Linked DNA regions of Homo sapiens: region 1 is linked to region 2. A link is an interaction called in ENCODE POLR2A ChIA-PET data of the cell type or tissue named here. Cell type or tissue: B cell. All regions are shown on one strand.

Region 1 (2,500 bases), 180 kb before region 2:
CAGGGTCTGTGTCTTAGGTTAAAAACCTCTGTGTCGGCCAGGCGCGGTGGCTCACGCCTGTAATCCCAGCACTTTGGGAGGCCAAGACGGGTGGATCACCTGAGGTCAGGAGTTCTAGACCAGCCTGGCCAACATGGTAAAACCCCATCTCTACTAAAAATACAAAAATTAGCCGGGTGTGGTGGCAGACGCCTGTAATCCCAGCTACTCGGGGGGCTGAGGAAGGAGAATCCCATCTCTACTAAAAATACAAAAATTAGCCGGGTGTGGTGGCAGACGCCTGTAATCCCAGCTACTCGGGGGGCTGAGGCAGGAGAATCCCTTGAACCCGGGAGGCAGAGGTTGCCATGAACCGAGATCACACCATCGCACTCCAGCCTGGGGGACAAGAGCGAGACTTTGTTCCAAAAAAAAAAAAGAAAAATCTGTGATCTGTGTCTTAGGGTTTTCTCGGGAACCTCTATCCCATGACAAGGAGCTGAATAGAAGGACATTAATATGGGTGCTAGTTTTAAAGGTACTGGAAGAGTTGAAAAGACAACCATGGGGCCGTGAGGCCCACCCGGAGATTAGAAATAGAACATGGCACATGTATACCTATGTAACTAACCTGCACATTGTGCACATGTACCCTAAAACTTAAAGTATAATTTAAAAAAAAAAAGAAAGAAAGAAATAGAAATAGGCTACAAAAAGAACCACCACTAGAGACACACAGCCAAAGGGAAGAGGTGATGCTTCTGGAGCTAGGGAACCCGGCACCCTGTGGGAAATAGAACCCCATGTGGATGGGGGTGAGGCTGCTTGAGGGTAGCTGGAACCCAATGGAGGCTTCTGCAAGCAGTACCTTTTTGTTGACTGGAGGGAGGAGGCAGGAAAAATACGTGTCAGTGCCGCCCACTGGCTGAACTTAACCAGAAGCCAGTTGGTAATGGAACCTGGGAAATGCAGTTTGAAGAGAAGCTTGGAAAAATGATCTGAGAGTAAACATACAAATACCTAGCACAGTTGGTGGCTTTAAGAGGAGAAAAAAGGGAAGGGAAGGGGAGGGGAGGGGAGGAGAAGGGAGGGGAGGGAAGGGAAGGGAAGGGAAGGGAAGGGAAGTGAAGGGAAGGGGCAACCTTGATTAGTGTCCCACCCCCTTCCCTGGCTCTAAATAAATGAACATGTATGCTATGGTCATGCTGACATCCTTGTCTCCTCCTTTATCTTCAGAAGAGAGCAGTAGCTATGAACACAGGCTCTGGGTCCAAACAGCCTTGGTTGCAATCCCAGTGGTGCTACTTGCTAGCCACGTGGCTTTGAGCAGGTTCCTTAACTTCTTCCAGCTTCACTTTCACATCCATAAAGTGGAGACACTAGTAGAATCCACCTCACTGAGTTGCTGTGGGGATTTAACGATGTATTCCATGCAAAGCACAAAATGAGTGTCTAAGAAATGTTCATGCTTATGGAAACAGACTGTTCTTTGAGTTTCAATCAGCTTATTCAAGTTCCTGCTAAAACATGTTTCTTCTCCTCTTTACCACTCACACCTCCAACTTCAATGTCTAGAATCTACCCCTTGTCTCTACTTCACAGTCTTTAAAGTAAATAAATAAATAAATCTTTCTATTTTCATAGAGGTTCTGTGAGAACTGAGGAGAAACAGCCTTTCTCCTCCCCTCTGGGCTCACAACCCTCTCTCCGCATCCCCTGCCCCCTCCCTATCTTTGCTGGCCAGTTGTTCACAAGTAGCTTAACAGTTTTGAGAATACAAAAACAGGAAATTATGCCCCAGCCCTAAGACTAAAAAACTCATGTGCAAATCCTTCAGTGGACAGATTTCTTCAGCTTTCAAAAACTAAGGCCTTGAAAAATCAGGTCCCATGGCCAAATTTTCTGGATTTGCTTAATCATTTCCTTTGCAAATTTATAACCTCTTTAACCATGAAGAGAGATGGTGAGAAAGGGGGAGGCGGGAGTTGAAAATGTTTTAAGTTAACCGCAAGACAGGACAGGAAATTCTGGAGGGGTGTGCATTTCTCTTTAATCCCTTAGTGGCAGAGAGGCCTAAGATAGCAGCTCTGGAAAACTATTTATTGTCCCAGAAATGACCGTTCTGGGATATTGTTTTGCTGTTGATATTGACCCAGAGGAAAATGTGGCAGCCTTCTTCATTCAGTGGCTTAACAGAGAATAGAAGAGCAGGGAAGGCTCTGAGACACCCCGGTCTGATCCTTTACTTGACTCATGCAACAGACACTTATTGAGTGGCTGCCCTGCCCTCCAATGGATAGAGAGGACTGAGACAGCCTCCCAAAGAGGTGAAATAACTTCCTCGCTTTTTCAATGCCATTTGAAAAGTTAAGGAATCTACTGGGGGCTGTCTACTAGAAGAATCTAAAATAGGTGATCCAAAGCTGTTTTATTATTAAAATTCCTGAAAGACAAAAAGAAGTGACTTTTTTTTTTTTTTTTTTGCCCTTCCTTCTCACTTTCTGAGTTTTTCTTGGCTAAT
Region 2 (2,500 bases):
CCTACCATCACCACCTTCCTTGGGCTCCTCTTTCTCTTCCTATTTTCTACTTAACCCAATTTATAAGGAATAAGTTAAACAAAAGTAACAAGCAAGTAGTGAAACTTCACTTAAAACAATCTAAAAGCCAGAATGCAACCTGATTGTTTTACAATAGAGTAACCAAAGACCCCAATTTTTTTGCGCACAGTCTCAAGCATCCTCAAGGGCCTAGTGTATCTCTCTTAGGCTCTGGAAGAGGCTGGTTTTTAAACAGGATTGTTTTTCTTTAATATTTAAAGATATTGTTTTATGCTTTCATCTAGTATGATGTGTATTTTAAAGAATAGAATGTAAACAACATTAGTCATTTGGATGTTTCCTATGCTTTAAATACACATACACACATACACACACACACACACACACACACCACCACAGCAGTAAGCTGAAAGAAGAGTTAATAACTTTAATAAAAGTTAAATAAAAGAAGAGTTAATAACTTTAAACAGAGGTCGAGAGAAAGCATCAAACATTTATTTTTTGTTCAACAGGGAAATTTCAATACTGCTTTATGGAGTCTACCTCGTTCCGGGCGGGGTAGAATTCCAGATTGGCTTCCAAACATGATTTCACGAGGAATGCCTCGAACCAGGAAGTTCTTTCATGTTCTGAAGCCTCCTGATTCTTAGAAATTAAAGGGCTTTCTGTTTATTATGTAGTTGTTTGCTTGGGTGTTTGCTTTTGCCAGTTGACTTTATTTATTTTTATTTTAGATTACAGAAGTAAAGGAAAAACACTGTAGTATATATGACTGAAAATAGAAACTCACCCTTCTCTCCCTCTGACATGGCTTTCCCCACCCCCACCCCATTTTTTATTTACTTCCTGTGTTAATGGTAAGAGAGTATTCTTCTCGTCCTTTTTTAAATATTTTTACACATCTAAACACACACACACACGTGCAGATACATGTCCTTTTTTTAAACGTAGAGGAAATCATACAGTATTCACCTTTCTACAACTGTGTTTCAATCAACAATATTGCTTGATGGTCTGTCCTTGGCCAAACCTATAGCCTATCTTATTCCTGAGGCTTTTTTGAAGACTTTTGCTCACTTAAAACCACGTTGATTTTCCACTGCCTTCTAGAGGCAACCTCACCTCCTCTCAAGGAAGCTTTCAAGCACGCAAAGCAGGCTCACTTCCTCTCTTGGCTGGAGGAAATTAGGCCTTCACACTTTCAGAAATAGCATCACTGTACCCCATTGCCTTATTCTGGTCTAAGTATCCAACAGACAAATTATCCTTTTCCTGTTAGCTGTGACTTTGAGTTTTCAGGACCGGAGCAGTTCCTAAAGTCAGAGAGAGAGAACGGTAATCATTTTTTACAGGGAGTGTGTCTTGATGGAGACAGAGGTTTAACCAGTGACAAACTGCTCAGCACAGCCCTGCCTGGCTGGAAAAGCATCTGTTTTCACTCCCTCGCCTGGTTACTAGTGGGTTCTGTCGCCTCATTCATAAAGATGAGATCGCTGAAACAACAGGCAGCCACAAAGCTCCAGGAAATATAACAGCATGCAGCTCCTCTCCAAGGTGTGAGTCTGTGTGTGTGTGGTGTGTGTCCATGCATGTTTCGCACGCACACTTACAGCTGCAGCACGGGGCTTAGAAAGATGTTCTGCCAGAGAAAGATAGGAATCTCCCTAGCAGCAGGCAAAACAGCCCAGGAATTGGAACAAGGCCCAGTCAGCCTCCTTTACTCCTTCGTTCATGCAGTTAATAAGCATCAGTCTACCTCTCTTAAGAGAGCCTAGTGGTTAGAGACTCAACTCAGAACTCCGATCCCTGGATTCCAGTCCAGGCACTGTCACTCACCGGCGCTGGTATTTAGTGTCTCTATTCCTCAGCTTTAAAATGACGTAAAATATACATCCAAATTTATTATCCAAACCCTTATAGCCCAATACACTTTGGAATTCTACACTTTTTATATTTTAGAAATGTAATGCGGTGCCTATATCTGATATTACATTGCACCTCCAGCGGGGTCGGGGCAGCACTCCCTGTACCATCTGATACATCAATATATCCACAAAGAAACATACAAAGATCTGGCCAGGCGCACTGGCTCACGCCTGTAATCCCAGCACTTTGGGAGGCCAAGGCGGGCAGATCACAAGATCAGGAGTTCGAGACCAGCCTGGCCAACATGGTGAAGCCCCATCTCTATTAAAAATACAAAAATTAGCTGGGCGTGGTGGTGGGCGCCTATAATCCCAGCTACTTGGGAGGCTGAGGCAGGAGAATCGCTTGAATCAGGGAGGCAGAGGTTGCAGTGAGCTGAGATCGTGCCATTGCACTCGAGCCTGGGTGACAAGAGCAAGACTCCATCTCAAAGGAAAAAAAAAAGGAAAGAAACATACAAAGGTCGCATTAAATGTGAGAAATATAGGCCGTGCTGGGATTACAGGCATGAAATATTTCTCACATTAAACATGGCGAAACCCTGTCTCTACTA

What was found. ChIA-PET counts read pairs that join two places held together with the same protein. Peaks named below come from ENCODE experiments on the same cell type or tissue, not always from the same donor. Only the 100,000 strongest peaks of a DNase experiment are listed, where the experiment ranks them.
Region 1: POLR2A ChIA-PET joins it to region 2 with 12 read pairs; 10 of 35 experiments call an interaction of 5 or more read pairs at or near these places.

Annotation. Positions count from the first base shown.
Region 1 is chr20:53,934,265-53,936,764 of GRCh38, reverse strand. All of the region lies in intron 1 of BCAS1-AS1 (BCAS1 antisense RNA 1), which reads right to left. Among named protein-coding and RNA genes, the nearest start is that of BCAS1-AS1, 20 kb to the right of the region's middle. RefSeq lists an enhancer at 1,252-1,753. In B cell, no CTCF peak of the experiment used is centred here; DNase peaks (open chromatin) are centred at 1,556, 1,744 and 1,980; H3K4me3 peaks cover 478 bases; H3K27ac peaks cover 1,822 bases.
Region 2 is chr20:53,750,210-53,752,709 of GRCh38, reverse strand. No RefSeq gene overlaps it. Among named protein-coding and RNA genes, the nearest start is that of ZNF217, 160 kb to the right of the region's middle. RefSeq lists an enhancer at 1,421-1,922. In B cell, no CTCF peak of the experiment used is centred here; a DNase peak (open chromatin) is centred at 1,169; H3K4me3 peaks cover 993 bases; H3K27ac peaks cover 2,095 bases.